2 separate regions of the Homo sapiens genome follow, and region 2 is linked to region 1. Evidence: read pairs that join two places in POLR2A ChIA-PET (ENCODE). Cell type or tissue: CD4-positive, alpha-beta T cell. All regions are shown on one strand. Region 1 overlaps GMIP (GEM interacting protein). Region 2 overlaps ZNF14 (zinc finger protein 14).

Evidence for each region. Peaks named below come from ENCODE experiments on the same cell type or tissue, not always from the same donor. Only the 100,000 strongest peaks of a DNase experiment are listed, where the experiment ranks them.
Region 2: POLR2A ChIA-PET joins it to region 1 with 5 read pairs; 4 of 35 experiments call an interaction of 5 or more read pairs at or near these places.

What each region holds. Positions count from the first base shown.
Region 1 is chr19:19,635,300-19,639,299 of GRCh38, reverse strand. It overlaps GMIP (GEM interacting protein), which reads left to right. Exons shown (of 21, transcript NM_016573.4): 8 at 818-898; 9 at 971-1,141; 10 at 1,243-1,380; 11 at 1,739-1,935; 12 at 2,271-2,383; 13 at 2,504-2,593; 14 at 3,579-3,656; 15 at 3,731-3,885. Among named protein-coding and RNA genes, the nearest start is that of GMIP, 6.4 kb to the left of the region's middle. In CD4-positive, alpha-beta T cell, no CTCF peak of the experiment used is centred here; a DNase peak (open chromatin) is centred at 1,656.
Region 2 is chr19:19,727,274-19,731,273 of GRCh38, reverse strand. All of the region lies in intron 1 of ZNF14 (zinc finger protein 14), which reads left to right. Among named protein-coding and RNA genes, the nearest start is that of ZNF14, 3.8 kb to the left of the region's middle. In CD4-positive, alpha-beta T cell, no CTCF peak of the experiment used is centred here; no DNase peak of the experiment used is centred here.

The DNA of each region.
Region 1 (4,000 bases):
AGACCAACCTGGGCAACATAGTGAGACCCCCTGTCTCTACAAAAAAAAAAAAAAAGTTTTTTAATTAGCTGGGCCTGGTGCACATGTCTGCAGTGCTAGCTACTAGGAGGCTGAGGGTGGAGGATTGCTTGAGGCCAGGAGTTCGAGACTAACCTGGGCAACATAGTGAGATCCCTGTCTTTATCTACCAAAAAAAATTTATTTATTTATTTTTTTTTTTGAGACAGAGTCTCACTTTATCATCCAGGCTGGAGTGCAGTGGCATGATCTCAGCTCACTGCAACCTCTGCCTCCCGGGTTCAAGTGATTCTCCTGCCTCAGCCTCCCGAGTAGGTGGGACTATAGGAGTGTGCCATCACATCTTTATAATTTTTGTATTTTTGTAGAGACGGGGTTTCACCATGTTGGTCAGGCTGGTCTTGAACTCCTGGCCTCAGGTGATCTGCCCACTTTGGCCTCCCAAGTGCTGGGATTAAAGGCATGAGCCACTACACCTGGCCAACCAAAAAAAAAAAAAAAAAGAAGAAATTGTTTTTTAAATTAACTAGGCCTAGTGCACATGCCTGTAGTCCTAGCTACTGAGAGGCTGAGGCTGGAGGATTGCTTGAACTCAAGAGTTCAAGTTCAATGCTGCAGTGAGCCATGATTGCCCACTTGCACTCCAACCTGGGCAACAAGAGCAAAACTCCGTCTCGAAAAAAAAAAAAATAGAGTCCAGAGGTGGCAAAGCACATGGCGCAGGAATGGAAGGACTGGGTGGCTGCTTCTGGGTTGGCCCTAAGGCAGCGTCTCCATCCCCATCCCCAACCCTTGCCAGCCCCTCGCCGCCAAACGGACTGAGATTGAGAAGTGGCGGAAGGAGTTCAAGGAGCAGTGGATGAAGGAGCAGAAGCGGATGGTGAGGCTTGGAATTGGTGGAAGGGTAGGGTGAGAGAGAGGCCGGGACGCTGACCTTCTCATCATCCCCCAGAATGAGGCGGTGCAGGCACTGCGGCGCGCCCAGCTGCAGTATGTGCAACGCAGCGAGGACCTGCGGGCACGCTCCCAGGGGTCCCCTGAGGACTCGGCCCCCCAGGCCTCGCCGGGACCTAGCAAGCAGCAGGAGCGGCGGCGGCGCTCGCGAGAGGAGGCCCAGGCCAAGGTGGGCACCCGGCCCCGAGCCCCTGTAGCGCTGTGGCGCCCCCTGCCCTCCACTCTCGCCCACACGCGCCCCACCCCGCTCCTGGCCTCCCGTTTCCCCAGGCGCAGGAGGCCGAGGCGCTGTACCAGGCCTGTGTCCGCGAGGCCAACGCGCGGCAGCAGGACCTGGAGATCGCCAAGCAGCGAATCGTGTCGCACGTGCGCAAGCTGGTGTTTCAGGGGGATGAAGTGCTGAGGCGGGTGAGGCCCATCCCCAAGGCCATCCTCCCCTCACCCCGTTGGGGCCCCGACTGAGTGCCCCACTCCTCGCCCCTAAGCCACCCTGGAGACACCAGGACTAGGCCATTTCCCTCGACAGCCAGTTCCCGCCCCCAGACCCACTGTCTCGGCTCCGCCCCATGAGGTCCTGTCCCCTGGATGACCAGCCCCTGCTCTGACCATGCCTGGGTCCCCTGGCCGACTGCCCTAGTTCCTAAGCCGCCCAGGTGCGTCCCAAACCCTGACCACGTTCGCGTCTCTCAAGCCCCGCCCCAGCTCTGGCCCTGCCCCCAGGCTCCCAGGCTCCGCCCCTCCCCAACCTGCTGTCTCCACCCGGCAGGTGACGCTGAGTCTCTTCGGGCTGCGGGGGGCGCAGGCAGAGCGTGGCCCCCGCGCCTTCGCCGCCCTGGCCGAGTGCTGTGCGCCCTTTGAGCCGGGCCAGCGCTACCAGGAGTTTGTACGGGCGCTGCGGCCCGAGGCCCCGCCGCCCCCGCCGCCCGCCTTCTCCTTCCAGGAGTTCCTTCCCTCCTTGAACAGGTGGGTCACTGGAGCAGGGAGTCGGGAACGAGCCCCGGAATCGCGATGCCAGGCTGTTGGCACCGCAGGCTGGTTACTCGAGGTTAGAGAACGCAAAGCCTTAGTGGAATTTAGTACTCCAGGCTCTCGGGGGCCATAGGAGGGTGAATGGGTTGTCCCAGTCCTAGGGGCAGGGGCAGGAATGTGGGGCTACTGTATTTCAGGGGCCACAATGCCCTGGGTGTCAGGGTTTGCAGACCCAAGTGCTTGGAGTTGGTACCTAGACATGATGCCTGGGTGCCATCACCCCAGGCCAGTTTCCTGGGATTCAAACCTTCAAACTTCTGTCTTCTCAGCTCCCCTCTGGACATCAGAAAGAAGCTCTCTGGGCCTCTTCCTCCAAGGCTGGATGAGAATTCAGCTGAGCCAGGCCCTTGGGAGGATCCGGGCACAGGCTGGCGCTGGCAAGGTGAGTGCAATGAGGGCCAGGTGGGAGTGGTGCCAGGAGTTCGTTCCACCAACACATAGGTGGGCTGCAGGAGTGGGGTTTGTGAGCAGGGGACCATCCTTATTGACCTGTGCCACCTAGGGACTCCAGGCCCCACTCCGGGCAGCGATGTGGACAGCGTGGGTGGCGGCAGCGAGTCTCGGTCCCTGGACTCACCCACTTCCAGCCCAGGTAGGGATAGGACCTGGTCCTGACCCACACTCCACCTGTGACCATCCTCCAGCCCCTGGCCAAGCTCTGACCCTCAATCTTTAACTATCTTTGACCTCTGACCTACCCCACACCCCTGACCTATTTCCTCAACCTCTTTTTTTACCTTTTTAAAAATTATTTATTTATTTATTTGTTTGTTTATTTGAGACAGTCTCATTCTGTCGCCCAGCCTGGAGTGCAGTGGCGTGATCTCGGCTCACTGCAACCTCCACCTCCCAGATTCAAGCGATTCTCCTGTCTCAGCCTCTGGAGTAGCTGGGATTACAGGTGTGCACTACCACGCCGGCTGATTTTTGTATTTTTTAGTAGAGACGGGGTTTCACCATGTTGGCCAGGCTGATCTCGAACTCCTGACCTCAGGTGATCCACCTGCCTCGGTCTCCCAAAGTGCAGGGATTACAGGTGTGTGCCACCACGCCCGGCCTTTTCTTTTCTTTTCTTTCTTTCTTTTTTTTTTTTTTGAGACAGAGTCTTGCTCTGTTGCCCAGGCTGGAGCGCAGTGGTACGATCTTGGCTCACTGCAACCTCCGCCTCCCAGGTTCAAGCGATTCTCGTGCCTCAGCCTCCCGAGTAGCTGGGACTACAGGTGCCTGCCACCATGCCTGGTTAATGTTTGTATTTTTAGTAGAGACAAGGTTTTGCCATGTTGGCCAGGCTGGTGTCAAACTCCTTGCCTCATGTGATCCTCCTGCCTCAGCTTCCCAAAGTGCTGGGATTACAGGTGTGAGCCACTGCGCCCGGCCTATTTCCTCAACCTCTTGATCCAGCTTATGAACCACCCCCCTCAGGTTGCTGACCCAATTCTCCAACCCTTAACCACTGACCTGTCCAATCCCCCTCCTGACCTCTGACCCCTTGGGAATTAGTGGGTGGTTCTGGAAGCCCTAAAAACCAGGAGTGCCTCCCATAGCCCAGGAATCTCCCATGATTCCTCTGACCCCAGGCGCTGGCACGAGGCAGCTGGTGAAGGCTTCGTCCACAGGCACTGAGTCCTCAGATGACTTTGAGGAGCGAGACCCTGGTGAGGCTGAAGCAGGGTAGGTCAGGATGGGACAGGGCAGGGCACCAGGCACTCCTGACCCTGTCTCCCTGCAGACCTGGGAGACGGGCTGGAGAATGGGCTGGGCAGCCCCTTCGGGAAGTGGACACTGTCCAGCGCGGCTCAGACCCACCAGCTGCGGCGACTGCGGGGCCCAGCCAAGTGCCGCGAGTGCGAAGCCTTCATGGTCAGCGGGACGGAGTGTGAGGAGGTGTGGCCTGGGTTAATGACCAAATGACCTTTGCTGACCCTTGATCATCTCCCTGACCTGAGATTCCTACAGCCTTTCTGCCCCTGGGACCCACCCTAACCTGATGTCTCCCATG
Region 2 (4,000 bases), 92 kb before region 1:
ATGCTGATATGTCAGTTTGGGTACCATATCTAGTTTGGGTACCCTATCCTGAAAGGTGTAGTATATAGTTTTTCAGAATTGGAATACTAATTATTTTTGTATAAAATAATCAATAAATAATGGTTTTTCTAAGGTGGTTATTTGTAGATTATATCTTTTATCTGTCTGTGTACTTGGGTCAAAAGCTAGTTGTGAGTCTCCTCATCTTAATTCAAGTAGGCTTAATATACGTGACCTTGAATCTTCACATCCTGATGGTTTGGATGTATCCAGTTGAACTACAGCTGCTTTATGCCAGTGTTTTGTAAATAATTTTCCTGATTGTATTGGGTTTCTTTTTTTATATTTTCTTTCTTCTTTTGAGATGGAGTTTCACTCTTGTTGCCCAGGCTGGAGTGCAATGGGGTGATCTCGGCTCACCGCAACCTCCGCCTTCCAGGTTCAAGCGATTCTCCTTCCTCAGCCTCCCTAGTAGCTGGGATTACAGGCATGCGCCACCACGCCCAGCTAATTTTGTATTTTTAGTAGAGACAGGGTTTCTCCATGTTAATCAAGCTGGTCTCGAACTCCCAACCTCAGGTGATCCGCCCGCCTCAGCTTCCCAAAGTGCTGGGATTACAGGCATGAGCCACTGCGCCCGGCCTGTATTGGATTTCTTATGTTATTCCAAGTCTGAGTTAGTATAAGTACTTCGCTTAGTACATTGGGTTTGCAGTCAGTCTTTCACCGTCAAGTTTATTAATGTAAATAGATTGGTTTTTAAGATGCCTACCTTGTAATTGATACTGTAATTAAACACCTTTTGATATTCTGTGAGGTCATTTATATGAGTCATCATTGATTGTATTTCATTGTCTGTGAGATAGAGGAGAGTATGAAAGTGGTAGTTGACATGTGGGAGTTAAGTTTGTGTTTAAAATCAAACCCTGCCCTTAAATAAAACTGCGGGCTGGGCACGGTGGGTCACGCCTGTAATCCCAGCACTTTGGGAGGCCGAGGCGGGCGGATCACCTGAGGTAAGGAGTTCAAGACCACCCTGACCAACATAGTGAAATCCATCTCTACTAAAAATACAAAAAAAAATTAGCCGAGCCTGGTGGCACACACCTGTAATCTCAGCTACTCAGGAGGTTGAGGCAGGAGAATTAGAATTGCTTGAACCCAGGAGGCAGAGGTTGCAGTGAGCTAATGCCACTGCACTCCAGCCTTGAGACTCTGTCTCAAAAAAAACTAACTAAATAAATAAAGGTAGTTTGCATATATTGTAGCCAAGCTTGCCACGAATGTGAATTTAGTATGTGTTGAATTATGTCACATTCTGAATGGTGCTGTGTCTGTTCATTCAGTTTGATTTGTAAAGCTTATCGGTCTAGGTATATGTAGCCATTTTAGTAAATTATATTGAAAAATGGGTGAGGGTAAGGTTTTTCACCTGTAGGATGATGAAATACAGCTCTAATATATGTTAAGGTGGAAGCATATTAATGTTGGTCATCCCTTAAAATATGTGTCTCATTGGGTGATTCTGTACATTTTTTTTTATAAGTTTCTCAGTTGTGGTGTTTAATTGGTACCCTTGAAAACAAGTATATTTAGGACAACTCTGTCTACATAATCTTCTGTTGTTTTAGCATGTGTTTCAGAAGTCGTGTGTGTAGGCCCAGGTGTGGTGGCTCATGCCTGTAATCCCAGCACTTTGAGAAACCGAGATGAGTGAATCACCTGAGTCAGGAGTTCGAGACCAGCCTGGCCAACGTGGTGAAACTTTGTCTCTCCTGAAAATACAAAAAATTAGCTGGATGTGGGGGCTGGCGCCTATAATTCCAGCTACTCGGGAGGCTGAGGCAGGAGAATTGCTTGAACCCAGGAGGCTGAGGTTGCAGCGAGCTGAGATTGCGCCATTGCACTCCAGCCTGGATGACAGAGGAAGACTGCCTCAAAAAAAAAAAAAAAAGTTGTGTGTGTAAAGTGATGAGGATCAGTTAAGATTATTGGGTGGGCCAGGCACAATGGCTCACACCTGTAATCCCAGCACTTTGGGAGGCCAAGGTGGGTGGATCACGAGGTTAGGAGTTCCAGACCAGCCTGGCCAACATGGTAAAACACTGTCTCTACTAAAAAATACAAAAATTAGCTGGGTGTGGTGGTGGGTGCCTTTAATCCCAGCTACTTGGGAGGCTGAGGCAGGAGAATCGCTTGAACCTGGGAGGCGGAGGTTGCGGCGAGCTGAGATCACGCCACTGTACTCCAGCCTGGGCAACAGAGCAAGACTCCGTCTTGTCGGGGGGAAAAGATTACTGGGTGTAATCTTTGTTTCCAATCTAATTCTACTATGAGGATTTTTTTAGTTCTGTCAAAGAATTGTGGTTCTGTCAAATAAGTTTGACTTTTGGCATAATTATAACAAGGTTGGAAGGCAAAATTTCTCAAAAGTGGAAAGTTAGAGAATCATTATAGTATGTCTTATCCTCTTCTATTATATATCACAGTCCAATGGGTATCCCAGTGGCATTGGTATTTTTTCCCGTGGAGGTCTGAAAGTTGGGTATATGTAATATGAATGATTGGTGTGATAGCTGTGTCTGGTGTTGTACCATCTTTTAGATCTGCTTTGTAATCATAATCTTTACTTCCTTCGAGTTCAGATTGGTACCAGAATTCACATCAAGTATCAACAAATGACTCATAGGAGTATATATCATATTTAAGCTTGTCATGTTAGTTCTTCCAGTATATGTTTTTTTTTTTTTTTTTTTTTGAGACGGAGTTTCGCACTTTCGCACAGTCTGGAGTGCAGTGGCTCGATCTTGGCTCACTGCAACCTCTGCCTTCCAGTTTCAAGTGATTCTCCTGCCTCAGCCTCCTGAGTAGCTGGGATTACAGGTGCCTGCCACCATGCCTGGCTACTTTTTGTATTTTTATTAGAGTCGGGATTTCACCATGTTGGCCAGGCTGGTCTTGAACTCCTGACCTTGTGATCCACCCACCACGGCCTCTCAAAGTGCTGGGATTACAGGCATGAGCCTCTGCACCTGGCCCCAGTATATGGTTTGACTGTGGTACTGGGATTGGTGTTTGGTCTGACAGATTGCTTTTATCTAATGATCTGTTTTGTTTTGTTGTTGTGTTTTTTTGTTTGTTTTGTTTTGTTTTGTTTGAGACAAGAGTCTCACTGTGTTGCCCAGGCTGGAGTGCAATGGTGCGATCTTGGCTCACTGCAACCTCCACATCCCAGGTTCAAGCGATTCTCCTGCCTCAGCCTCCCGAGTGGCTGGGATTATAGGCATGAGCCACCATGCCAGCTAATTTTTGTATTTTTAGTAGAGACGGAGTTTCACCATGATGGCCAGGCTGGGTAATGATCTGTTTGGATTGGCATGTCTGTTTCTGGTAGCATTTTTCTATTATTATGTGTGCTGTCCATTGGTTTGAGATGTTATTGAATGCTTGATTATAGCTACATACATTGGTTGAGTCGCATTTATGTGGTCTTCTAAGGGGTGTTTGGGAATACATGCCAAGCGTCTATAAAGATGCATTGATTGGATGTGTGTGTAGAAACTCTTTAGGCATTCATTTCAAATGGTCTGAGACTACATATTATTAGTCCCTTGATTTTTCTGGCAGTTGTTCAAAAAAGAATATATTTTCATCAAGTACATGTGGAGTGTGTTCTGGTAATCGTGTGATTTTAGGTATGAGTTGGCATTGTTGGATATCTATGTATTCGAGGCTCAGGAATTTTTACGGTGGCTTTAGTAGGAGTGGTAGGAACAGAAGTAGTAGTAGTAGTAGTTGTTGTATCTGTTATATCCCTTTTATATTCTAAAATATTTTAGGCTGCGTGCATTGCCTCACACCTATAATCCCAGCACTTCGGAAGGTCAAGGCGGGAGGATGACTTGAGACCAGCAACATAGGGAGACCCCATCACTACAAAAAAAGAAAAAAATTAACTATTTTAGTCTATTTGTGTCAATCCTATGTTTTATATTAATTA